Regions from separate parts of the Homo sapiens genome. Here region 2 is linked to region 1. Evidence: read pairs that join two places in POLR2A ChIA-PET (ENCODE). Cell type or tissue: MCF 10A. All regions are shown on one strand. Links, peaks and the distances in the headings refer to the core of each region. The heading gives the core; the rest is flanking DNA. Region 1 overlaps NAA20 (N-alpha-acetyltransferase 20, NatB catalytic subunit). Region 2 overlaps RIN2 (Ras and Rab interactor 2).

Evidence for each region. Peaks named below come from ENCODE experiments on the same cell type or tissue, not always from the same donor. Only the 100,000 strongest peaks of a DNase experiment are listed, where the experiment ranks them.
Region 2: POLR2A ChIA-PET joins it to region 1 with 5 read pairs; 2 of 35 experiments call an interaction of 5 or more read pairs at or near these places.

What each region holds. Positions count from the first base shown.
Region 1 is chr20:20,020,628-20,030,295 of GRCh38, reverse strand. It overlaps NAA20 (N-alpha-acetyltransferase 20, NatB catalytic subunit), which reads right to left. Exons shown (of 6, transcript NM_016100.5): 2 at 7,816-7,840; 3 at 4,529-4,619; 4 at 3,377-3,512. Among named protein-coding and RNA genes, the nearest start is that of NAA20, 8.1 kb to the right of the region's middle. In MCF 10A, for the core only: no CTCF peak of the experiment used is centred there; no DNase peak of the experiment used is centred there.
Region 2 is chr20:19,860,299-19,877,051 of GRCh38, reverse strand. All of the region lies in intron 2 of RIN2 (Ras and Rab interactor 2), which reads right to left. Among named protein-coding and RNA genes, the nearest start is that of RIN2, 110 kb to the right of the region's middle. In MCF 10A, for the core only: no CTCF peak of the experiment used is centred there; a DNase peak (open chromatin) is centred at 9,801.

The sequences.
Region 1 (9,668 bases), core at 5,639-9,638:
AAACCACCTTGTTCCTGATGTGTCATCCTATTTATGTAGTGCCAAATCCACTTTGCTAATTATTTTTCCGAGATTTTGCATCTGAGTGAGATGTTCCTCGAATTTTCCTTTCCCATATTTTGCCAAGTATTGTTATCAAGGTTATCCTGGCCTTAAAAAATAAGTTGAGGAATGTTCCCTTTTTTGGCTTGTGCAAAATAGTTTGTGTAAAAGTGACCTTTCAGTCATTATTTCTTAAATGTTTAGTAAAATTGGCCAGAGAAGCCACAGCTTTCTTCGTGAAAAGATTTTGGGCTACTGATTGAAATTCTTTAGGGCAGGGGTTGGCTTATAACCTATTTTGCTACTGCCTTCAAGCTAAGAATGGTTTTTGCAATGGTTGTTAAAAACAAAACAAAACAAAACAAAACAAAAAACTATGTAACCAAGACTTTAGGTGGCCTGTAATGCCTGAATATTTACTATCTGACCCAGAAGAAAATTGCTGATTCTTGTTCTATAGGCTTGACAAATTTCTATCTCATTGTTCTATCAATTAGAAAAAAGCATGTCTAAATCTCCCATTATAATAATAATTTGTCTATTTCTCCTTGTAGTTTTGTCAATTTGTGCATTTTTACTTTGAAATGATGTCACTTGGTATATACCATTTTAAATCGCTATTTTTTTTTTTTTTTTTGAGATGGAGTCTCGCTCTGTTGCACAGGCTGGAGTGCAATGGCGTGATCTTGGCTCACTGTAATCTTCGCCTCCCAGGTTCAAGCAATTCTCCTGCCTCAGCCTCCCGAGTAGCTGGGATTACAGTCACGTGCTACCACACCCGGCTAATTTTTGTATTTTTAGTCGAGACGGGATTTCACCATGTTGGCCAGACTGGTCTGGAACTCCTGACCTCAAGTGATCCACCTGTCTCGGCCTCCCAAGGTGCTGGGATTACAGTCATGAGCCACCACTCCCAGACTTGTTACTTCCTTGATTAAATATTTTATCAATATGCAGTGACCCTTTTTTATGCTGGTAATAATTATTCAACTATAACTATTATTAATAAGTATTCTAACTTTCTTTTGGTTAGAATTTGCAAGGTAATTTAAAAATTTACTTTCAATCTTTCTGTATTAAAAATATTTTAATATATTTTACACATATTTCCTGTAAACAATACAGACAGCCTTTGTCTTTTAAATAGAGTCATCATAGCTGGCCGTGCATGGTGGTGGGCGCCTGTAATCCCAGCTACTCAGAGGGTGAGAGAGGAAAATCATTTGAGCCTGGGAGGCAGACGTTGCAGTGAGCTGAGATCACGCCACTGCACTCCAGCCTGAGCAACAGAGCAAGACCCCATCTCCAAAACTAATAATAAATAAATAAAGTCCTAAGTCCATTAACGTTTACTGTTGTAATTACTGACAATATTTGGATTCTGGGCTACCATTTTATTTCATGCATTTTGTTTTGCTGGTTTAATTTCCTTTTTCTCTTCTTTGGAGTTGACTTCTATCATTCAATTTTTCTTCTCCTCTACTTGTTTGGTTTCTATTTTTAATGTATACATTGTATGCACTATGTATACATGTATATAGTGTATATAAGCATATGTATATGTATCATGTATGTGTATATGTATATATATGCCTACAAATGAAGATTACTTAAATCTTAGCAACTAGTCTAAAATAATGAAGGCTTAGAAACTGGAAGGGAAGAGAGCTTAGTGGTCTTCTACTCAGAGGGAGAATCTATCATACAAATACCCTAAATTATATGTGCAAGGTCATAGCTAGTTACGACCTGCTTTTTTTTATTATTATTATACTTTAAGTTCTGGGATACATGTGCAGAACGTGCAGGTTTGTTACATAGGTATACGCGTGCCATGGTGGTTTGCTGCACCCATCAACTCGTCATCTACATTAGGTATTTATCCTAATTCTATCCCTCCCTTAGACCCCCACCCCCGACAGGCCCTGGTGTGTGATGTTCCCCTCCCTGTGTCCATGTGTTCTCATTGAACAACCCACTTTCTAACTCCCTGTTCACTATACAATAATGCCAAATACTTTTTTTCAACATAATGCCATTAATAAATGTGTGTAAACTATAATCATGCTAAAATTTTCTTCCCTTCTTTGTTTGGTCTAGAGAGAACTTTAAAAAATCTTAAAGATTAGCACCGACTTCTTTTTCAGCTAACACAATTTCTTCTCTGAATGAGTTTGAGCTCCTTTGCCTCTAATTTGGCTTGAAGTCTTTGTCAGGCCACAGATACTTCTTTAAAACTTGCCTTTATTAAATCTAATAATTAAGTAGAAATTAAGCTCAAGAACCCTTCTCAGCAACTATTCTCTTTCCTACCACACTTTTAGGAAATTACAGTGGAGAAAGAAATGGCAGCTTGACAACAGGTGAAGCTACTACAAACATCTCTCTTCTAGAATGAAGATACGAGGAGGGGCCTTCTCTTCTATTTATTGTATTTCTTTTATCTCCAGTAATGAAGAGGTTTGATATATACAACACGTCCCTTAAAAAAAAAAAAAAAAATGCCATGCTGGCAGTTCGCAAACTGTGCACTCAGGTGCCCTAAGGTGTCCCAAACTCATACAGCCACCAAAGGATATTTCGAATGTTCAGGGAAAACAGCAAAACCTTACATGTCAGATATTGGCAAACTAGTTTGAAGTAGTTCACAAATTCAACGTAAGATCATGCTACATTCCTCTTAATGACATAATATTTCTATGAAGCTGAGTTTCTGGCAGTTGCTGTGATTAAAAAAAAATACTAGATGAAAATCAATATGAAACAGGAATGCAAGTGGTTCTGCCAAGTCATTTAATGTCCAACAGGTGCACACCTCTCATTGGTAGCTAGCCACAGTTATTTAAGAATGAAATGAAAATATTTCTTCTTTCAATTTATTTTTTTTCTAAATGGCTATTAGCTGTTAGGCTATAAATACTTATTAAACAGTTAGAATATAACTGCTTAAGACTGAACTATTTTCTTTTGGCCGAGGAGCACTGCTAAAAATTTATTCAGATGCCAAAGCAATGGTAACAGATTTTAGGAATGTGTGCCACTGTGGCAGGAACACTAAGAGAAACCTCGAGAGCTAGCCTTTGGAACTGAATTGCACCAATTCCTCAGCTTATAGGCCTATAGCGGGTCACTACAACACTTTGCCTTAATTTCCTCAATGGCAAAATAGAAACAATATCACTTTGACTATGTGATAGAATTGTTCTAAGGACTACTGGAGATGGAAGATGAAATTCCTGTGAACTGTAAAGCATGACAGTTATTCAGCCTGAAGGGGAAGAAAATGGTTAGGGGTCCACAAATCACTAAGTGTATTTGAAAAACTGAATCTCACCTTTCTGAAATCTCCTCTAGTAACTCCATAAGTTTAGCAGCCAAACCAAGGCGTCGAAATTCTGGGGCAACAGACAGAGCTGTGACGTGCCCGTGCCATTCTTCCCTAGCTACTGAGCCTTCTGCTTTACCCATAACTGCCAACAACAACAAAAATCACATTCAGTAACTAGACATTGATTTACACATAAATATAGAATTACTGTTCAGTATGTTTTTATTACAAAGGAAACTAATAAAGAAGTTTTTAAGTACCACCTGAGGTCATCCAGCTAACAGTTAGTGCTTTTATTTGAAATTCACTTGTAAATGTAACACTATCTGTTACATTTAGAATAGTTCTAAAATCAGAATTAGAACAAAAAAGAACGATATACTTAAAACACAACTAATTTTGAAAAAAAAAAAACCAGAGTATGTATTTTTTCAAATATCTGCATTTCATATGGGTGTGGGTATATGTGGGTACATGTGGATGTACACATATAGTTCAGAGCTAAAGGTTCTGTTAGTAATGCTAATTCAATGAGGATGCTATGATGCCTGCATTATGTACTAAATAAACCATGTAGAAATTTAACAAAAGTATAGAATGAAAGATTTTTTTTTTTTTTTTGAGACAGAGTCTCACTGTGTCACCCAGGCTGGAGTGCAGTGGCATGATCTCAGCCCACTGCAAGTTCTGCCTCCGGGGTTCAAGTGATTCTCCCGCCTCAGCTTCCTGAGTAGCTGGGATTATAGGCACGCGATACCACGCCCAGCTAATTTTTTGTATTTTTAGTAGAGGCAGGCTTTCACCATTTGGCCAGGCCGATCTTGAACTCCTGACCTCAAAGGATCTGCCTGCCTTGGCCTTCCAAAGTGTTGGGATTACAGGCGTGAGCCACTGTACCTGGCCTTAGAATGAAAGATTTTTTTTTTTTTTAGAATGAAAGATTTAAGAAGACTAAGACCATGTCTGTCTGGTTCACTGCCGTTATCGCCTGGGCCTAGCACAGTGCCCAAAACAGAGATCAGTAAGTTCTTGAATTGTTGAAGAGGAAATAAAATTACAAGCATCATTATATTCCAATTCTGCAGTCTAAAGCAATCAGTTGAAATCTATATTAAAATCTTTACCTACTCCACAAAATACTAGTGGTATTATACTTACTATAACCCATTAATTCTCCACCAGGTGCCTCTGCAACAATGAAATACTCTGGCCAGTGGGCGAGGTATTGTAGGTAGAAAGGAATCCCATACTAGAGTCCTGTTAAGGAGTGTGAAAAGTAATGGACAGTAAAAAGTTCTTCATTAAGGGATATTGTAAAAAAAGTTTCCTTTAAAAAGTATACTGTTACTTTATCCCCAGCTCTGTATGAGTCCTATAATCATACATACCATTACATGAAATATTTAGGTTATCACTGATTTTTAACAAAATTGCCTGGACATATAGCCTCAAGTGTGGAATGGTGATAGCACTGTCTAATAGAAAGCAGAGAATCAGGACCCCAAAGTTCTACAGTCTACTTCCCTACTGACCATACCATATCTAAGTCTCTCCATTTATCACCTGATATTGTTTGTTTGCGGTCTGCCTCCTCTTAGTCTATGAATATCATGTTCCCTCTGTCCCTGGTGCCTGGTACACAGTAGATGCTTAATACACTGATGCTTACATAATTGCACTGAAAAATTAATGGGTAGTTCCTACTTTGACTTCAGCTATGAGACTGTGAAAATAACTTTACAACCTAAGTCCTTCCAGAGCCAACTTAATTACCCAGTTTTTCCTCTCCACTGATTCAAATCCTGCATTTCTAGTAATGCAGATAAAAGCTGACTTAAGGAATCAACTATGTTAACAGTAAATGCCTGAATAATTTGCTCATGACTTCACTCTTCAACCTTGGGATATCCTTACTGACATGTAATCATTCCTACATTTCTCTTCTTCTTTTTACTCTGTACTTTAATGGATGAAAATATATTTCTTGTTAGTATAAACTTTCTGATGCAATTTATCAGAGGACACCATCAATCACACATAAATATATTTTTTAAGTTCCTGGAAAACCTGTTCCGTGCGAAATTCTTCAAAATCTCCTCTGAAGGACCATCATTATTTTGAATACCCCTCAAATACAACCCTTAACATGGCAGGACAGCCAGTCTTCCTGCCAGCCAGCCACTGACATATACCACAACCATCTCTTCTGTGGCTAACAGAGGAGTCCCAGACACCCCTCCCTCCCATCGACCTCTAGGACCTAACAGGTTACTTTCAAATATAGGCTCACCTGGATTATGGGACTTTCACTGCAAATTTTAAATGTCACTGGAAGCACACCATATAAACGGATTTGCATCCTAAAATCCTTCCTTCCTATATAGTGAAACTTTTGTCATTCAAAATTCTTCAAAAATCTTAAAAGTGGTGATATCATTAGTCGTAATTTAAAAAATCCAGATGAACCTGCAGAGATTTTTTGCTTTTCCCATTCAGTTTTGTTTCTGATATGTAGTCCTGTTGCTGCCTGCACCTGTAAGTTAATTTTTACTGCTGTATAGTATTTCTTTATGTGAAGAGACACCTTAAATAGCCTGTATCCTGACAATGGACACCTGGGTCATTTCCTGTTTCTCAAAAAAATGTTTGAAATCCTTCTTCAGTACAGCTTAATTTACTTAACCATCTCCTGATTGTTGTGTGTGAATCTTATTCCAAATGCTTAGTAACTCTCCTGCAATAAATAATGTTTGTAATGGTATAACTCAGGGGTTAGCAAACTTTTTCTGTAAAAGGCCAAATAGTTAACATCCTAGGCTTTGTGGGCCATACAGTCCCTGCTGAACTACTCAAACTGCAAAAGCCACAGAAAAAAATATAAATTAATCAGCGTGGTGTCCCAATAACATTTTATTTACAAAAACAGGCAGTGGGCCAGATTTGGCCTATGGGCCTTATTTTGTCAACCACTGACAAACTGCCTCTATTTCTTCTTATTTTCAGCTTTCAGGAAATGGAATTACTATTTCCAAAGTGCCTTCTGGAAAGATAATAGCAATTTATATTGTCACTAGCAATTTATGAGAATGTTCCTCTCACCTCACCATCATCAGCACTGAGGTTTATCATTTTTTAAAATCTTGGCTGATACATAAAATATGGCATCTCATTTTGGTTTTAGTTTACATGTCTTTTGACTGATGAGACTGAACTCTTAACACGTTCATTAAGCTCCTATATGCCCTCTTTTGATAAATTACCGGTTAGCAGAACCCTCCTACCCACCTACAGTAGATACAGAGCATAACACAGAATCCGAACTTTGTGTTGTAAGCCACTAGAGATGTGGGGTTATCTGTTACAGCAGCATAACCACAGTATCCTATCTTCACATCTTTGCCCCATTTTTCCATTAGGACAATAATAGACACTGTTCATTGTTACCTCAAAGCCTTCACTTTAGTAACAAGTCCCAATTTATAAAGCAGGGCACATTTCTGGACTCTAGATAGGATTCAGTAGACAGGTGAAGCATGAAACAGGTGCTGGTCAATGAGACAGAGCGGGCCTGTGTGGCATTTCCCAAAGGTACTCTCCTTTTTTTTTTTTTTTTGAGACGGAGTCTCGCTCTACATGTAGCCCAGGCTGGAGTGCAGTGGCGCGATCTCGGCTCACTGCAACCTCGGCTCACTGCAACCTCTGCCTCCCGGGTCCTGGTTCAAGCGATTCTCCTGCCTCAGCCTCCTAAGTAGCTGGGATTACGGAGTGAGCCACCACGGCTGGCTAGTTCTTGTATTTTTACTAGAGACGGACGGGGTTTCACCATGTTGGCCAGGCTGGTCTTGAACGCCTGACCTCGTGATCTGCCTGCCTTGGCCCCCCAAAGTGCTGGGAGTACAGGCCCAAAGGTACTCTTAAAAGGGAAGAACACCCTCACCTCCCCCTCTGCTGTTTCTGCTGCCGGAAACATGGCTGTGATGCTGTTTGCTGTGGCAACATCTGGAACAAGGTTACGGCCACCCTGGGAGGGGTAGAGTGCTTAAACTGCAAAGAGCCTGGCTGTTGGTGTCTTCATGGAAGCATCACCTGCCTGGGACTGCTTATCTCCAGACTTTGTTCACACTGGAGACTATGCAGCCACCTTGCTGAAGTCACTGTGCTTTCTGGTGAATACAGCCATGCTGACTCCTGAGGGGCAAGGTTGGCAGGGGAGCTATGATGTTACAGATTTCTACCAAGTCATGATATTAACAGTTTGTCAGCAGATCTAAGACAACTCTTGTTCTCAGTTTCACTTTTTAAAATTGCTTTCAGTGTTGCTTATGATGTTTCCTGACCTACAAGTTTTTAAACTTTTCAGTACTCCTCTGTTTTCCTTTCATTTCTGTTTTCTTTATTCTCAGTAAATCTTCATTCAACTTTTTTTTTTTTGTAAAAAAGGATACAGTTTCTGTAAGTGGATCCAAGTTACTGAAAGAAACAAGAGAAATGTCTCTAGTAAGCAGCGTTTACAATAACCAGTTGAAATAAGCCTGCTAAAGCTAACAGTAATATGCCACAAGGAAAACAAAACATGTTTCATCAACAACTTTAAGGCCAACTTTAGGGCTGAGGCAGATGATTTAATCTACCTAATAGCCATAATAAGCTGTCACAGCCACTATTAAGGTGTTTACATATTTTTTCACTTAACTGCTACTTGCTTCTTTAAAATTCAAGTTAATAAATCTACATCTTGTGTTTTCTAAGTGGCAATAAATTGCTAATGGAACTGGAGACCAACTAGGGATGTATCTCGCAGAGACAGAAGGTCAAACTCGCCCGCTGCAGCATCCAACCCCATGGATCCTCCCCGCCTGTGTCTGGGTCTTCCCTGACAATTGCTCCTTTATTCCACCCTCTAAATGTGGTCACTCCCACCACTCGGTTTTTGCTCCCCACTCCTATTCTACACTCCCACCTCCCTGTCCCCACCATCCCCATTCCTATGTGTTCAATCACGTGTTCTTAGTGGATGCCTCCCAACCTGGCTCCGATGCTGTGGGCAGCTCACCAGCACATCCCAGCACACCATTCCCAAATCTGCATTCTGAAAACCCATCTCCATCCCCTCACTTCCCTAGTCAATTAATGGAGCCACTATTTTGTCAGGTTCAAAACCAGCTACTTTTCAACTGTTCTCTTCTGATTTCTAGTCAAATTCTCCTTTGAGACCCATAACAATGCTAGTCATATCATATTTCTGTAGTCCAGCAGTTCTTAAACTGTTTGGTTTCAGAACTCCTTTACGCTAAAAAGTTACTGAAGACTCCAAAGAACTTTTGTTTATACGCGTAATATCTACTGAGATTTAAAAATTTTAAATATTCACTCAAAAATAATAAATCAATTACACGTTAACACAAATACCTTTACCAAAAAAATCACTATACTTCCGAAAACAAAACAAAACAAAATCCAGTGACAACAATGGCATTGTTTTAACAATTCTGCAACGTCCTGCTTAAAAGACAACGGGATTCTCAAGCATTTGTTATGCTTGCTGCTGAAAGATCACACCTTGGGAAGCTCCACTGTCTACTTGTGAGGGAATGACAGTGGAAAAGATGAAAAACCTTCTTAATACATCATGAAGATAGCTCTAACCTCACACAACACCTGAAACAATCTTGGGGACCCCAAACCCTGGCCCACTCCTTGAGAATCACTGCTCTAATACAGTGCAGGGAGTCACTCCACCACACCTTTCGACGACTGAACTGCTTTATCTCCTCTTGTCTGCCCACCCGCACCCTCACCTCCAGCCCCGCCATCTCAGGGGCTTCCTATTTCATCACTAAGAAGAGAAAACAGGAAGAAGTCTTTGCCAAAGTCCCCCCCCCCCCCCGCCCACCGAACCCACGCACACAGGCATCTGCACCCATATGCTACTTGCTCTCCTGTCAATAGGCACGGAGTGCGGGCGAGAGACCCCCTCAGTACTCGGGACCCTCCTCCTGCAATTCTCTTTCCCTCCTGCATCTGCATCTTCAATTTCTCTTTCCTGGAAGAAATGTACAAATATGATGTGCACTGAGCCATCAGCTCCTCTTGAACAGCTTCCCACTCCTGGGACAGCCTGAAATGCTGTCTTCACTCAGCTTCTGAGACCATGGGGTTCTCCTCTCACCTCACTGAGCCACACGGTCTCCTTTACTTGAACACTTGATGCCCTAAGGCGCCATCTTACAAACTCTTAGCCTTTTTTTCTACACTTGTGCTGACCCCCAAATTTCCATCTTTAGCTCAGACCTAATCT
Region 2 (16,753 bases), core at 7,442-11,441, 160 kb after region 1:
TCAGTAAAGCAAACTGGGCCAAACTGACCTCTTCGCAGTCCTGACTGGCCTAATCCAAATGGGTGGGTCTGGCTGTAAAAGAATGAATGCCCCAGTACACTTGGTATGTGGTTGTTTTTTTTGTTTGTTTGTTTTTTGTTTTTTTTTTTTGAGATGGAGTCTCTATTGCCCAGGCTGGAGTGCAGTGGTGAGATCTCAGCTCACTGCAACCTCCGCCCCGCTGGGTTCAAGCGATTCTCCTGCCTCAGCCTCCTGAGTAGCTGGAATTACACGCACCCGCCACCACACCCAGATAATTTTTGTATTTTTAGTAGAGACAGGATTTCACCATGTTTGCCAGGCTGGTCTTGAACTCCTGATCTCAAGTGATCTGCCTGCCTCAGCCTCCCAAAGTGCTGGGATTCCAGGCGTGAGCCACAGCACCCAGCCGGTATGTGGTATTTTGATTTATAAAGGGCTTTTACTCACATATCCCCATTTCGCCTGTCTGTTATGCCATCATAGTCTGTGTGGCACCTCTCTCTACATGAGCCCTCCCTACATCTGGAAGCTTCCATTTTAACCAAGGCTTTCTCCATAGGCCCTATTTTCCAGTTAAGCCCTATTCTCTTAGTTAGGAGTCTTTCCTTTTCTCTCCTCTTCCCTTTTTTTGAATTATAGTCTACCCCTTTATTATCTCATTGGGGTATACACAGAGAGTAGACAGAAATCAAATCTTTCAGTCGAAGGCAAAAGATTTATACGACCTGAAGATAAACCAGAGGATAGAAGTCAGATCTTTCAGTTGGCAGAGCTGTGCATTATTTCTGGATTGCAACTACTTACTTTGCCTGGATCAAATAAAAATAAAACAAAAACAAAAGCCAAGGGTTTGTGGAGTCTGCTTCCTCTTTTCCTATACTCAGAAATATCTGTCTAGAAAAAAGTACGAGAAGCAGTCATTTTTGGTTTCTCTCTCTGAAATTTAGCTTCCAGTGCAGACTTTCCACTTCACATTCCGTTCCCCTGAAGTCCTCGCTCCCTCTTCTGTTAATGACAACCCCAGGCTCAAAGCCTCAGAGGGAGGGACCCCGGCTGTGCCCTTACTTTCCTCCTCACATCAGTCACTCTGCAGTTCTGCTGAATCTTCTGGCTGAAACGTCACTCATCTTCCTTCCCATCCTCTGCACTCACTCAGGCCTTGGACTGCGCCGACCCTAATGGCTTCAGCAGCTCTTTAAATGTCTGTGCATCCCCACTGTCTGTCTCTGCTTCATTCCATCCTGCAGGCCCACACCAAAGGACACATTCTGCTGGGAACGTGTTGAGTGATTTAAATGTCTGCATCACCACTGTCTGTGTCTGTTTCATTCCATCCTGCAGGCCTGCACCAGCATTCTGCTTCCCTGTTTGCAACCCATTTTTTATTTATTAAAAAAAGTTTAATTTTTAATCTGTTGCTTAGGCTGGACTGCAATGGCACAATCATAGCTCACTATAGCCTCAAACTCTTGGACTCAAGCCATCCTCCCGCCTCAGACTCCTTTGGGACTACAGGTGTGCAATACCACATCCAGTTAACTCATCTTTTTAGAATTTAAAAATTTAGGCTGGGCGCAGTGGCTCACGCCTGTAATCCTAGCACTTTGGGAGGCTGAGGTGGGCAGATCACAAGGTCAGGAGTTTGAGACCAGCCTCGCCAACATGGTGAAACCCCATCTCTACTAAAAAAAAGAAAATACAAAAATTAGCCGGGCATGGTAGCGTGCGCCTGTAATCCCAGCTACTTGGGAGGCTGAGGCAGGAAAATTGCTTCAACCCGGGAGGTGGAGGTTGCAGTGAGCCAAGATCATACCACTGCACTCCAGCCTGAGCAACAGAGTAAGCCTCCGTTTAAAAAAAAAAAATTATCTGCTGGGTGCGGTGGCTCATGCCTGTAATCCCAGCTCTTTGGGGGACCGAGGTGGGTGGATCACTTGAAGTCAGGAGTTGGAGACCAGCCTGGACAACATAGCAAAACCCCAGCTCTACTAAAAATACAAAACTTAGCTGGGTATGGTGGCACCCACCTGTAATCCTAGCTCCTCAGGAGGCTGAGGCATGAGAATCGCTTGAACCCAAGAGGAGGAGGCTTCAGTGAGCCAAGATCATGCCACTGCACTCCAGTCTGGGTGATGGAGTGAGACCCTGTCTCAAAAAATAAAAAATAAAATAAAATAAAATAAAATAATTTTAAAAATAAAAGTGTATCTATATTCCCTCTTTAGGGCCCCTTCTGCTCTGCAACCAACTCAACTATTCAATCTCAGTTGCTAATTATGTCTCTACACCCTCAACTCTCATTACACTCCTCTGCTCAGTGTAACCTGTCTTAGTCTCCATTCCCCTGGAAGCCAACTCTGAGAGAAGCATTGCTGTGCAAATTGTTTCCTTCAGAGGTAGTCACAGGAAACACTGTAGGGAAGGAGACAGGTACTGTGAGGGAGTCAGGGAAGAGAAGGCAGCCAAAGAAAGGTGCATTACTGACACCAGGAAGCATTATGAGATAATGACGGGGTGTGCTGTCTTGAGCACCCTTCTGGGTTAGCTCCACCTTTCACTGTCTTTCTTTGAGCCACAATCAATTGTTGTACTTCATGGTATTAAGTTCTGTAAAGTCATCACCAACCGTGAATTAGCCAACACTGAACCATTGTTCCTAGGGGAAATACCAGTTTAGGTTCCTGCTAGCCCCTGGTCACAGCATTTTCATTAACAGATCAATGCATAACCTTGCTTTATGTGTGTTTCTAGTTAAAACCACCTTATTTAATATGTAATGTTGAGTCATTGACACTGAAGTCATAGTCAACAGCACTATAACTCAAGCCTGAACAGAGTTTATCTAACATTCACATTTTCTCCATCACAGCCTTCTTGCCCTTAAACAGTTGTTTGGCATTTACTTTAGGGGCCTCTTAAAGCAGTGAAATAACCAACACACACAAACACACACACACACACACACACACCAAAATGTGAAAAAGGCAGCACTAAATAGACATCAAAAAGGACACTTGTTTACAGTATGAGAGCTGAAACAAGAAGGTAGAGCTTCATTCATCCTCAGCTGGGAATGTGCCAGGTGATTTAAATTTTTGCTCCTCTGTGTATGTGCACGAATGACCACAAAAGCACCATGATTATTGATTTGGGAGTCACAAATAAATTTTAGCAAGAAGGCAAATTTGCAAATACAGAATTCACAAATAATGAGGATCAACTGTATTTTCAATTCTGTAAATTGTAGAAAACTCATAATAATGCAGATGAATGTTGCCCACAGAGATGCAAATTCGGTTCTATGGAGATGCACTTGATTAGTGCCCTGTGGATATTGACCAGTTTTGCATCCACTTGTAAAGCAATTTCAGGGTTCTTAATTGCCTGTATCAGGGGTCTGCAAAGAAGGTCTCTAGGCCAAATGCACCTACCATGTGCTTTTGAGAATAAAGTTTCATTGAAACACCAGCAACCACTCCTTTATTAACATATAGTCTATAGCTGTTTCAGGCTACAGTGGTAGAACTGAGTAGTTGCAACAGAGACTACGTGGCCTGCAAACCCTAAAATGTTATCTGGTCCTTTCCAGAAAAAGTGTGTTACATGGTTGGACATGGTGGTGCACACCTGTAATTCCAGCACATTGGCAGGCTGAAGCAGGAGGATCCCTTGACCCCGGAGTTCAAGAGCAGCCTTGGCAACATAGTGAGACCCCAACTCTACAAAAAACTTTAAAAAATTAGCCAAGAGTGGTGGCACATGCCTGTAGTCCCAGCTACTTGGGAGGCTGAGGCATGAGGATTACCTGAGCCCAGGAGATCAAGGCTGCAGTGAGCCGAGATTGCACCACTGCACTCCAGCCTGGGTGATAGAGCAAGACTCTGTCTCAAAAATAAAATAAAATAAAAATAAAAATAATAAAATAAAACATTAAAAAAAGAAAAAGTGTGTTATATATTTGTATGTAAGTGCTATTTGAGTCTATGTTTAAATCAGTTGTGACATTTTACCATTTCCCTCATTCACTAATGAGTTTAAAAAATTTTAAGCAGTTTTTAAAACATTTAATTAATTTATTTATTAAATATATGTAGAGAGTACAAGTGCAGGTACCTTACATGCATATTTTGTGTAGTGGTGAAGTTTGGGCTTCTGCTATATCCATCACCTGAATAGTGAGCATCATAATCAATGGGTAATTTTTCAACCCTCACTCCCTACCCAGCGTCCCACATTTTGTAGTTTCCAATGTCCAGTATTTCACTCTGATGTAGTTTTTAAAAAGTTTTCTATTAATGTCATGATTTTACCTTTAGAATATTTATCCTTTAAGACTGAACATGTATAGCTGGGGGCCACCAGAGCATGATGCTGCAGGGGAGTGCAGATGATGTGGGGTGAGTGTGCTTCAGGGGTGTCCCACTTGAGGTCAAGGAAGCTGGGTTGTGTAGGTCACTGTTGGAGAATTGCTCCTGGGCGTATTAACTTGATGGCACCCTCAGACGGCCAGGCAGAAAGTTGCAGTAAGACGTGCATAGGAGTGTATGGTAGGAGGAAGTGAGCGAGGTACAATCGCACATGCATCTTATCCATATTTTATCCCCACTCCCACCTTTGCATTTGGACCAGTGCCCCCACACCTTCCCTACTTCGTATATCCAAATTCTGCCTATTCTTCAAAGACTAGCTCAAGCCCATGGTATTAGTCCATTCTCACACTATTATACAGAACTTCCTGAAACTGGGTCATTTATAAAGGAAAGAGGTTTAATTGACTTACAGTTCCTCATGGCTGAGGAGGTTTCAGGCAACTTACAATCATAGTGGAAGGGGAAGCAAGCACCTTCTTCACAAGGCAGCAGGAGAGAGACGAGTGAAAAAGGAGGAACTTCTGAACTCTTATAAAACCATCAGATCTCGTGAGCACTCAGTTACTATCACTAGGCATGGGGGAAACTGCCCCCATGATCCAATAACCTCCCACCAGCTCCCTCCTTCAACACCTGGGGATTACAATTCAAGATGAGATTTGAGTGGGGACACGAAGCCTAACCATATCACCCACCCTGTTCATGGGCTTTTCCCTGAGCACTGCCCCCATAATGATCTAACTCCATTATTGAACCAGTGAAATAACTTAAGAGTCCACAATTCCTAAATCTTAGCGTCCTCCTCATAAACATCATTGAAATAAACTGGGGATCCATTTCAGCATTTTTAACTGGAAATATAGTCCCTGTTAGGCAGAGTTCCTGCCTATGATTCCTTAGAGAAGCCGCGATGCGTACATTGGTTCTACCTCCTTCAGAGTAGAGACCCCACAGAAGTGGAGATAGGAAACAATCCTCACTAGCACTGATCTATCTTTGTTGAGTATTTTGACACGTGGCAATGCATGCCCTAACTCCCAGCCAAACCTAGAACAAGCCAACCTAGAACAGCTAGAATGTGTGACCTAAGTTGGCAGTCTGAGGAAGAGGAAATTCTGAAACCACATAGTGCATGATGCACTGCTATTTACTAGCAACAGTGATTTTTCTCACCTCAACCCTGCTCCCTCATTTTAGTAGGACATCTCTGAGGTGCACGATATATACTGTCTCCCAAAGATACCTCATGAGATGAAGCTTCAGCTGGGTGTCAATTTGTTGCTCAGGGTGGTCTCAAACTCCTGGCTTCAAAGTGAAGCCCCGTCTTGGCCTCCCAAAGTAAGATTACAGATGTGAGCCACCTACCTGGCGAGAGTATCATTTTTGTTGTTGTTCAGCTCTTGCAAAATAAATTCAAAGAAAAAGAAGTGTCACCAAATGAATTAGTCCTCTTAGGATCCCCATGTGCCTTGGTCCAGATCTGCTCCCATCAGACCACAATGAAAGCTTTTAAGATATCCCTCCTGTCTTTCTCTTCATAATCCCTTGCCTGCTTCTCCATGGTAATCAGCAATCAATCCTGCAATACAAATGAGCCCTTGAATCAGCTAGGAATTTTTATGTTGGAAGTAACAGAAAACCCCATTCAAATTGGCTTGAAGATAAATAATAACATCTCCTTAAACAGTATTTGTTAGTTGCAAGGGGACCGATAGTAACTACACAGTGGAGAAATTAGGCAACACCTTGTCCAGGTGATCCAAGTCAGCATCCCAAACGAAGGCAGCCAGATGCTGTGTTCCTCCAGACGTGATGCCCTAGAAGAACACAGCATCAGTTAGAGGATATTACAACAGAGAGTGTGTATGTGGAATCTCATCAAGAAGAAACATCATACCCACTCCAACTGAGGGACATCCCATCATAGAACTGGCCTAGATTCTACATCAATATCAATGTCGTGAAAAACAAAGAAAGGCTGAGGAACCATTTTTTCTTTCTTTCTTTCTTTTTTTTGAAAGAGTCTAATGCTATAGCCCAGGCTGGAGTGCAGTGGTGCGATCTTGGCTCACTGCAACCTCTGCCTCCTGGGTTCAAGTGATTCTCGTGCCTCAACCTCCTGGGTAGCTAGGATTACAGACGTGCACCATCGTGCCTGGCTAATTTTTGTATTTTTAGTAGAGATGGGGTTTCACCATGTTGGCCAGGCTGGTTTTGAACTCCTGGCCTTATATGATCCACCCACCTTGGCCTCCCAAAGTGTTGGGATTACAGGCTTGAGCCACTACACCTAGCCTGAGGAATCACTCTTAAAAAAGATTAAAGAGGCCTGACACCTTCCTGCAAAAGACATGATCTGGACTAGTTCCTGGACTAGAGAAAGAAACATGCTATACAGGACATTATTGGGAAAAATGATAACAATTGGCATCTCGGGTTTAGATCAAAGTATCATATGATGATTAGGCTCCATTCTTGGGTCATCGAACTGTGGGAATGTAGGAGAACCTCCATGTTCTTCAGAAGTATATACTGGTGCAGTAAGTGGTGAAGGGGCCTGATGGCTACAATCTACTCTAACCTGGTTCAGAGGCTGATACAGGAAATGGGGCAAAATGGCACAGGTCAGTGAACCTGTGCAAATAGTACAGAGGAGTCCTCAGAACTATTCTTGCCACGGTTCTGGAAGTTTGACATTATTTCAAAATAACTTGGCCCCGTGAGGTGGCTCACGCCTGTAATCCCAATGCTTTGGGACGCCCAGGCGGGAGAATTGCTTGGGTCCAGCACTGTCATCTGGGCAACATAGCGAACCCCCTTCTCTACAATAAATAAATAAATAAATAAATAAATAAATAAATAAATAAAATTAGCCAGGCATGGTGGTGCACACCTGTATTCCCAGCTACTTGGGAGGCTGAGGTGGGAGCATCACTTGAGTCTAGGAGTTCGAGGCTGCAGTAGCTGTGATTGCACCACTGCACTCCAGCTTGGGCCCCAGAGCGAGACCCTGTCTCTCAAAAAAAAAAAAACCCAAGAACAAAATAAAAGCTTAAAAATCTCTAAGCAGTAAAAGTGATTAAGGGATGGCCTAAAGTCCAGGGTGAGGGTGGAGGCTTCATGGAGTGGCATGGGCCAATCCAGCAGCTCCACAATTCAACCAGGCCCCATTTCCCCAGCTTTTTCTATCTCTTGGTTTGGCCCTTCCCTGGGGTCAGTGCTAACCCATCTTCAGTGTGGCCAGTGATGACGTGGCTTCGTCTCCCCACCTCACCATGTCACAAAAGTCAGTAACCTCTGAAGGAATAGTGAGGGTCTTGTTCCCCAGAAACCCTTCCTCTCAAGTTTGGGAAATCCTGCCTAAAACACAAAATCTAATCAAGGTGGCCCTGACATCAGTCCAAACTCTGCCACAGCGTATATGGTCTTCATCAATTTCATTCAAACCTTTATTTGCATTTCTAATCCCTCTCTCCAGCGCAGACTCATCCACCCTGCGTGTTTCTGTATACATCACTCAGTCTCTGTTTAAAATGCCTCACCACCTGGTGAACACTTTTTTTTTTTTTTTTTTTTTTTGAGACGGAGTCTTGCTCTGTCACCCAGGCTGGAGTGCAGTGGCGTGATCTCGGCTCAACTGCAACCTCCACCTCCCGGTTCAAGCAATTCTCCTGTCTCTGCCTCCCGAGTAGCTGGAATTAGAGGCACATGCCACCACACCCAGCTAACTTTTTGTATTTTTAGTAGAGACAAGGTTTCACGATGTTGGCCAGGTTGGTCTTGAACTCCTGACCTTAGGTGATCCACCCCCCTTGGCCTCTCAAAGTGCTGGGATTACAGGTGTGAGCCAGCATGCCCAGCTAGTGAACACCTTTTTATCCCTCAAGACTTAGGTCAGAGATCATCTCTGTGCTAGCTTCCCTTCATTACCTATTCCCATTATCAGCCCTTCCCCTTTCTGGGTCCCCAAGGTCCCTCTGACAGCCTCCACAACATCATGATTATAGCTGTCTGTTTATCTCACATAGGCTGTGTGCCCCTACAGGATGGAGCACGGCCTGTTGTCGAATGTTCACGGTCTGCCCAGCATATCATAAAACCCGGATGAAACCCTAAGACCTGCCCTGCTCATTTCACGTGTTTCCTGGCCCAGTGAAAGTGTGTGGTATGAATTCAGGAGCGAATCTGTAAGAGTACTTCAAACAGTGCTGGACACTAAATAATTTACTAAAATAAAACGTTGTCCAATAAAATACATCTTCATTCCTTTGGGTATTTTACTGCATTAAGGAAAATTACCCTGTTACTCAAGCCACATGGAACCACTAAGAAACTCATAACGTAGCCAGGCGGTGGAAAGCGCGTATGTCCCAATTTCCTGTTTTTCTCCGAGACGCTGCTGCCCCAGCCTGGGTCAGGCGATGCGTGGTTTGTGGCCTGCCACTTGGGCAGCCCTGGCTCAGAAGAAAGGCCATCTTCATTTTATATGGGAAAGTTGGAGAAACCTCAGAAGAGCCGTGGTGCATAAATATCACGTCACCAAAGCAGGGAACTGGCCACACTCACAGGCCTCCTTGGGGCCTGGCTTGGTGTCAGTTCCTGCTGTGGAGCTTGGTTCGGCTCTTTGTGCACCAGCATGCCCCACGCCAGACATGACGACACTGATGGCTTTTGCAGCCCCAGCCACAGAACAGGCTGCTGATGCTGCCCTTTCTTGTCCCACGAAAACGCCTTGCAGTTCAGAGAGCAGGCCGGCTCACCCAGCTGCACAGCATTTTCAGAGCAGCTTTGGGGCCATCATCCAGCAAAGTCTAAATACCCTCCCAGTTTGATTCATCTCTCAGTTTTAGACAAACCACAACTCTTAAAATTCTCCCACTGCAGAGAAACTTGGTGGACACCACCATCTTAACTAAACTATTGGAGCTGGTGTCACCAGGAATAAAACAAACCTGCCACATGTGCCTCCTGATATCTGGGACTGAGGAGGCCACCGCATCACTCTGGGGCATTCCTGCCACGGGTGCAAAACATGAATCTACTGTGAGGAGCATCAGACAAACCTAAACTGAGGGTCACTCTACAAAAATGATTGGCCTGCATGCTCTAAAAACGTAAAGGTCTTAAAAGGCAACAAAAGCTAAGGATACATTTCAGAGTGAAGGAGTCTCTAAACAGAAGTGACAACTCAATTCAATAAATGATCCTCAGTTGGATGCTTAACTGAAAAAAAATGCTGTAAATGACATTATTGGGATAATTGGAAAAACTGAAATATGGGCAACAGATTAAAGTATTGCATCAATGTTAAATTTCCTGAATTTGGTAACTGGATTGTGATGATGTAAAAATATGTCCTTGTTCTTAAGAAGTAAACACTAAAGTATTGAGTGGTAAAGAGGCGTGACTCATGCAACTTACTGTCCAATGGTTTAGAAAAAAGTGTGTGTGTGTGCACATGAGCATGTGTGCACGTGTTGTGTGTGGAGTGAGAGGTAAAAAAGAGAAATAAAACAAATATGGTAAAATGTTAAAATGTGTTAATCTGGATAACTGACATCTTATGAGTCTCTGTACTATACTTGCAAACTTTGTGTAAATTTGAAATTATTTAAAAATGTAAAAATGCATTCCATTAAACAAAAAAAAAAATAAAAATAAACAAGATTCTTAGTGATGGTTTAACGTTTTCGCACAGCAAAACACTAACATGTGTGTTGAAAAATAAATTAATCTGGCCAGGTATGGTGGCTCACTCCTGTAATCCCAGCACTTTGGGAGGCCAAGGCGGGAGAATCGCTTGAGGTCAGGAGATCGAGATCAGCCTGGTCAACATAGTGAAACCCCATCTCTACTAAAAATACAATAATTATGCTGGTGTGGTGGTGCCTGCCTGTAATCCCAGCTACTCAGGAGGCTGAGGCATGAGAATCATTTGAACCTGGGAGGTGGAACTTGCAGTGAGCTGAGATCATGCCACTGCACTCCCGCCTGGGTGACACAGGAAGACTCTGTCTCAAAATAAATAAAATAAAATAAAATATCCAAAATTAATCTAGAAACACAATTTCACGTTAATGTTTTTTAAAAGCTTGAAATTTGATATAAAAAGCATATATGGCTATGTGTTTTGTGAATTTTGTATGCAATGTTAAAGATATACAAAAAGGTTTAAAGATGTAACATGTCTCTCTGCACTCCCCAGCCCTGTGGAGTCCTGTCTATCATATATCCTTTTTCTTTTCAGAGGTTACAAGAATTCTGAACTTGGAGTTCATCAGTCCTATATATCAGGGGTCCCCCACCCCCCAAGACTGCACAGCAGGAGGTGAGCAGTGAGTGAGGCAGTGAAGCTTCATCTGTATTTACAGCCACTCCCCATTGCTCATATTATCACCTGAGCTCTGCCTCCTGTCAGATCAGCAGTGGCATTAGATTCTCATAGTAGCACAAACCCTATTGTGAACTGCACATGCAAGGGATCTACACTCTGTGCTCCTTATGAGAATCTAATGCCTGATGATCTGTCTCCCATCACCCCCAGATGGGACCATCTAGTTGCAGGAAACCAAGCTCAGGGCACCCACTGATTCTACATTAAGGTGACTTGTATAATTATTTAATTATATATTACAATGTAATAATAATAGAAATAAAGTACACAATAAATGTAATGTGCTTGAATCATCCCAAAACCATCCCTCACACAACCCCGGTCTATGGAAAAATTGTCTTCCGTGAAACTGGTCCCTGGTGCCAAAAAGGTTGGGGACCACTTCTATTATATGTATGCAAATGCACCTTTATACATTTGCTACATATGTATGTATGTGTATATTTTTATTATATTTTTGTAAAGTATAACTTTTGGTCAGGCATGGTGGCTCATGCTTGTAATCCCAGCACTTTGGGAGGCCAAAGCAGGATTGCTTAAGGTCAGGAGTTTGAGACCAGGCTGGGGAACAAAGTGAGACCCTCCATCTGTACAAAAAATAAAAAATAAAAATTAGCTGGGCCTGGTGGTGTGTGCCTATAGTTTTAGCTTTTTGAGAGGCTGAGGAGGGAAGATCACTTGAACCCAGGAGTTTGAGGCTGCAGTGAGCCATGATTGCAGCACTGCACTTTAGCCTGGGTTAACAGAGCAAGACACTGTTGCCAAAAAAAAAAAAAAAGAAAGAAAGTATAACTTTTAAAATGAAATTTGAATTTAAAATTGTGTAATCCCTGAAGGACCCCTCAGGGTATGTATTAAGGTTCCAGGGAATACAGTTTTATTGGGCAGTTTTATTTAGCTGAGCTGATCTTTCTGGCTCTTCAGAGGCATTTACCCAGTGGCCTGAGTGTACCTCCTCAGAAAGGAACCTGAATGTTGTGACTATACTGTATAGAAAATATGTCATAGCACACACCTGATGACATGCTGGGACCAAAATATGCCATCTCACAATGGTGACGGTGAGCATCTCTCCTTAACTCTGCCTAAGGACATTCTGTTAGTAATTTGAAGATGATTATGGTTGGAGTATTTATTTACACCATGGAAATTGGCAAGTACTAAATCTGGGGGAGTCGTAAACATTTACAGCAAACCATTGTCTGCACCTTGCTCCCCAGCATCTTTGATGTAAAAGGGATAAGCTAATTCAGGTTTTTCAGGTAGTCTTTCAGATACTTAAAAGAGAAAATGAAGAAATAAAACTTGTTAAGATTTCATATCCTAGCTTGAATGCTATAGAAAGTGTTAAGGTGAATTTAGGTGATCTTAAAAAAATGGTCCAAAATGCCCAAATAGAATCATCCAAATATAATTTACAAATAAAATTTGTCTGGTAGAGAACAACTCCAAAGATGATGGTTTGACGGCCCTTTGAGGATGGTAACCAGTTTTGTATCACAGGCAGCGAGTATATGTAGCCTATTTCAGCAGGATTTCTTTAGACTGATTACATATACACCAATCTCTTGTACCCATCCTGCTTTGAACTAGCTTTACCCACCTGCTGATGCCTTCCTAATAAGTCTTTAACCCCACGCTCCTTATATGTCAATAGGAGGGCTCTATTTTTAAACTTTTAAATGATCATATTTTGACAAAGGAGAAGTGTATTGGAACCAAATAATTTGGTCCTTTTTTCTTCTTGTCAAATTCCATGCTGTCTGCTTTGGAGGAGGGACTTTGGTGAAGTCAGGAAGGAAGGATTCAAAGGATGCTGTGTTTCACGACCTGGTAATTTTGTTTATAGAGCCAAGCGTCATGATCTTCTAAATGTAACCAGGTCTGGTGTTAATAAGAACCAGGAAAATCCTAACCACAAACAGTTGAATGTTTTGCCAAAAAGCTTGTGCCCTGTGGGGCAAACTTAACCAAACAACTTTATGAAAGTTCAGCTGTTAACTCCTCACTCCAGAAGAGGACATGACCCTGCAAACTAAACAGTGCCACCCAGGATGGTCAAAAACCAGGGTACTGTCAATAGTAACTTCTCCCGCCTCTTGCAAACTATTGTTTCCCAGCCTTTTCAGACCCTTTTTTCTAATTGATCCCTCCATTAAATCTTAATACCATGGATATCCATCGTATAACTGTTTATGTATCATATGCATATCTGTGTCTTATACATTAAAAAAAAAGTTTTTTTTTTACCACCCACCCCCGAGAACCAATTCTTGCCTTCTTGGGGGCAATCTAGCCCCTGTTGAGAATGCGTGTTGTAAACTGACCATTATTCACTGTGCTCTCACAGCCTGGCAATGCCCATATGGGGTTTCCCAGAGCAGTGTGAAGATGAACACAGGATGGGAATGACCTCTCCCATCTATGGTCATCTTTGCTTTCTACCGATGAACCGCAGTTTTATAACAGCAGAAACAACCATTCTGGGACTTCCTAGATGCAAGGAATGAGCTAAGCACTTTACATACTGTCAAAGTTTGCCTTCTCCCAGAAGCAAACCCCAAGGCAAGGATTCTAGGGCTGGTAATTTCTGGGAAAGTGGTCCTGAGAAATACTGATAGGTGAATGGGAAAGTGAGGCAGGAAAGAGGAGGATGATTTTCAAGCCATTGACAGCTGTGGACAAATGGAGTTTAATCTCACAGAGTAATGCTGGTAAGCAGTGTCAAACACAAGCTTCAGAGTTATCCCTTCTGAAGGGGGTGAGGGAGCTGGGGTACTGATACAGCTGACTTCCATCAGTCATTGGTTGAAGGCTGCTTGTGGGGACATTAACTCCCCAGTACTCTCTAGACAGACAGATGCAAATGCAAGCAGCCAGCAGTCAAGTTGGTGTGAGCTGCAATGATAAGGCCCAGGGCAGAAGGGTGAGGCACATACATGGTTTCATGTAACGCACAACATCTATGACAGGTGAGCCCTTAATCACTGCAAATGTTATAGAAATGAGACAAAACGTGTTAAATAATGTTCCTAAAGTCAACAGGGAGTAAGTGGAAGTGACAAGTGCTGACTCCAGAGGCCACATGCATAAATGACAGGCTGCACATGTATACTGCCTTTCTTCTTGCACACACATGCTGTTCCTCTTGATTTTTCCTATTCAGATTGATTTGACAAAGCAATAAGATGTATATGAGAAAACGCTCACCTTAGGTAAACACATAAGTTGAGAGGACAAGGGTAGGCACAGAGCAGAGGGTGAAAGAAGAGAGAAAAGTAGATGATGCCAAGAGGGAGGAACATGGTACAAGTCTGCTGGCTCCACGCTGGAGGGCAGATGTTGCTACATTAAGTCATGTTACAAACCAATCCAAAGACAAGATCTTGCAGTGAAAGGGGATTCAACTCAGAAAACGTGCATTTGGCAAGGATTCAGTTCTAGGGACTGTGCTCCCAAGCACTGGGAACACCAAGATGACTAAGACCAGCCCTGGTTCTAACTTTGAAGAACTCATAGTCTACAAAGAGCATTAAAGAAAAAATTATTCAATGATACTTGTTAATGCCTGGTAAGACAGACTTTATTCAGTCCGTGGCAATGGGTGGTTGAGGAGAGAGATTGAGTTCAACTCTGTTTTTGCTTGTTTGTTTGTTTGTTTGTTTGTTTGTTTTGAGACGGAGTCTCACTCTGTCACCCAGGCTGGAGTGCAGTGGCACGATATTGGCTCACCGCAACCTCTGCCTCCCGAGTTTAAGCGATTCTCCTGCCTCAGCCTCCCAAGTAGCTGGGACTACAGGTGCCTGCCACCACGCCCGACTAATTTTTTGTATTTTTAGTAGAGATAGGGTTTCACCATGTTGGCCAGGCTGGTCTCGAACTCTCGAGCTCAGGCAATCCACCCGCCTCGGCCTCCCAAAGTGGTGGGATTACTGGTGTGAGCCAACACGCCCGGCCAAGTTCAACTCTGAATGCAGTATGGACAAGTGGGAATTTATAGCCAAGGAGAAGAGTGGAGGGACAGTGGATGGGGCCTCCATTAAATTTTAATACCATGGATATCTATTGTATAACTGTTTATGTATCATATGCATATTACCAAGAGGAAACATCAGGGTCAGGAGACTCTGGCTAAACCAACCTAGCAGGTTGCTGAAGACAGGCCAGGATGGCCGGACTCCACTTGGGGGATAGTGGCAGTGAAGAAATCTGATCAGGTATGGAGGGTGATCAGATATGGAGGGTGATCATCAGATATGGAGGGTGATCATCAGATATGGAGGGTGATCATCAGATATGGAGGGTGAGCATCAAATATGGAAGATGATCAGATATGGATGGTGATCATCAGATATGGAGGGTGATCACATATGGAGGGTGATCATCAGGTATGGAGGTTGATCAGATATGGAGGGTGATCATTGAATATGGAGAATGATCAGATATGGATGGTCATCATTAGATATGGAGGGTGATCATCAGATATGGAGGGTGATCATCAGATATGGAGGGTGATCATCGGATATGGAGGGTGAGCATCAGATATGGAGGATGATCATCAGATATGGAGGTTGATCAGATACGGAGGGTCATCATCAGATATGGAGAGTGATCAGATATGGAGGGTGATCATTAGATATGGAGGGTGATCATCAGATATGGAGGGTGATCACCAGATATGGAGGGTGATCATCAGATATGGAGGGTGATCAGATAAGGAGGGTGATCAGATATGGAGGGTGATCAGATATGGAGGGTGATCAGATATCGAGGGCAGGGCGTTCTTGCTCAACCTACTTAGCAGGGTTCTTTGTTAAAACTAGATTTTATAAGGAAGTGCTCAGAAGCACCTAGGAGGAGGTTCAGGAGCCTGACTAAAGTTTCGTCAAGCCAAGAATCTTTGTCAAGGGGAAGGGCTGTGGTGGAACATATCATAGCAAAGGCTGACAATGACAGTAGAGTGCAGCTGGGCAGAAATCAATTTTCTCTAGAGGTTGGAGGGTCATGGAAACCTATAAGGAGGTGGGACTTTTGAGACAGGCTTTAAAGGAAGAATAGGAGTTTAGGAGGTGGACAGGATCAAGAAGGGTAGAAGGAATAGTGTGACATCTGCCCGGAGACTGATCAAAGCAGGACATTTGACACATTCTTGATTGACTCTGCTGAATATTTTCTACCTCATAAAGTCATAAGGGGAACTGTTAACCCTAAACTTAACAAGGAAAGACTGGCTGTGGGTTTAGACCTGACCGAATGTTATCATAGGATTTGTAATAGTGAAAGAAGGGTGTTCTTTGCCCTGGCTTTAATTTGCTACTTTCCTGGGTTATCTGCAAAAACTTGCAGTTGGTTATGTGCTGTGCCACCTCTTTTATGGCTTTTTTCTTCGTTCACTTAGTCATTCATTAACTCAACTATGGGGATGTAAAGGTGAATCAGAGTTTGGTTTCTGTTCTGAATATGCTCATAGTCCAGTGAGGGACATAATTAAATAAGAAACCATTAAAAGACAAGCTTATCAGTGCTAAAACAGAGAGAGAGGGGCACACCATCCAGACTCCATGGGGAGTGAGTGTGAGAGAAACACAAGGGTCCCAAGAGGAGAAGACAACTAGGCAATCTGAAAATTAGCTTAGAATTAACCGGCCAGGTGCAGTGGCTCATGCCTGTAATCCCAGTACTTTGGGAGGCCAAGGTGGGTGGATTGCCTGAGGTCAGGAGTTCGAGACGAGTATGGCCAACATGGTGAAACCCCGTCTCTACTAAAAATACAAAAAAAATTAGCTGGGTGTGGTGGTGTGTGCCTGTAATCCCAGCTACTTGGGAGGCTGAAGCAGGGGAGTTGCTTGAGGAGGTGGAGGTTGCAGTGAGCCGAGATCATCGAGCCACTGCACTCCAGCCTGAGCAACAGAGTGAGACTCCGTCTCAGAAAAAAAACAAAAAACAAAACAAAAAAACAAACAAACAA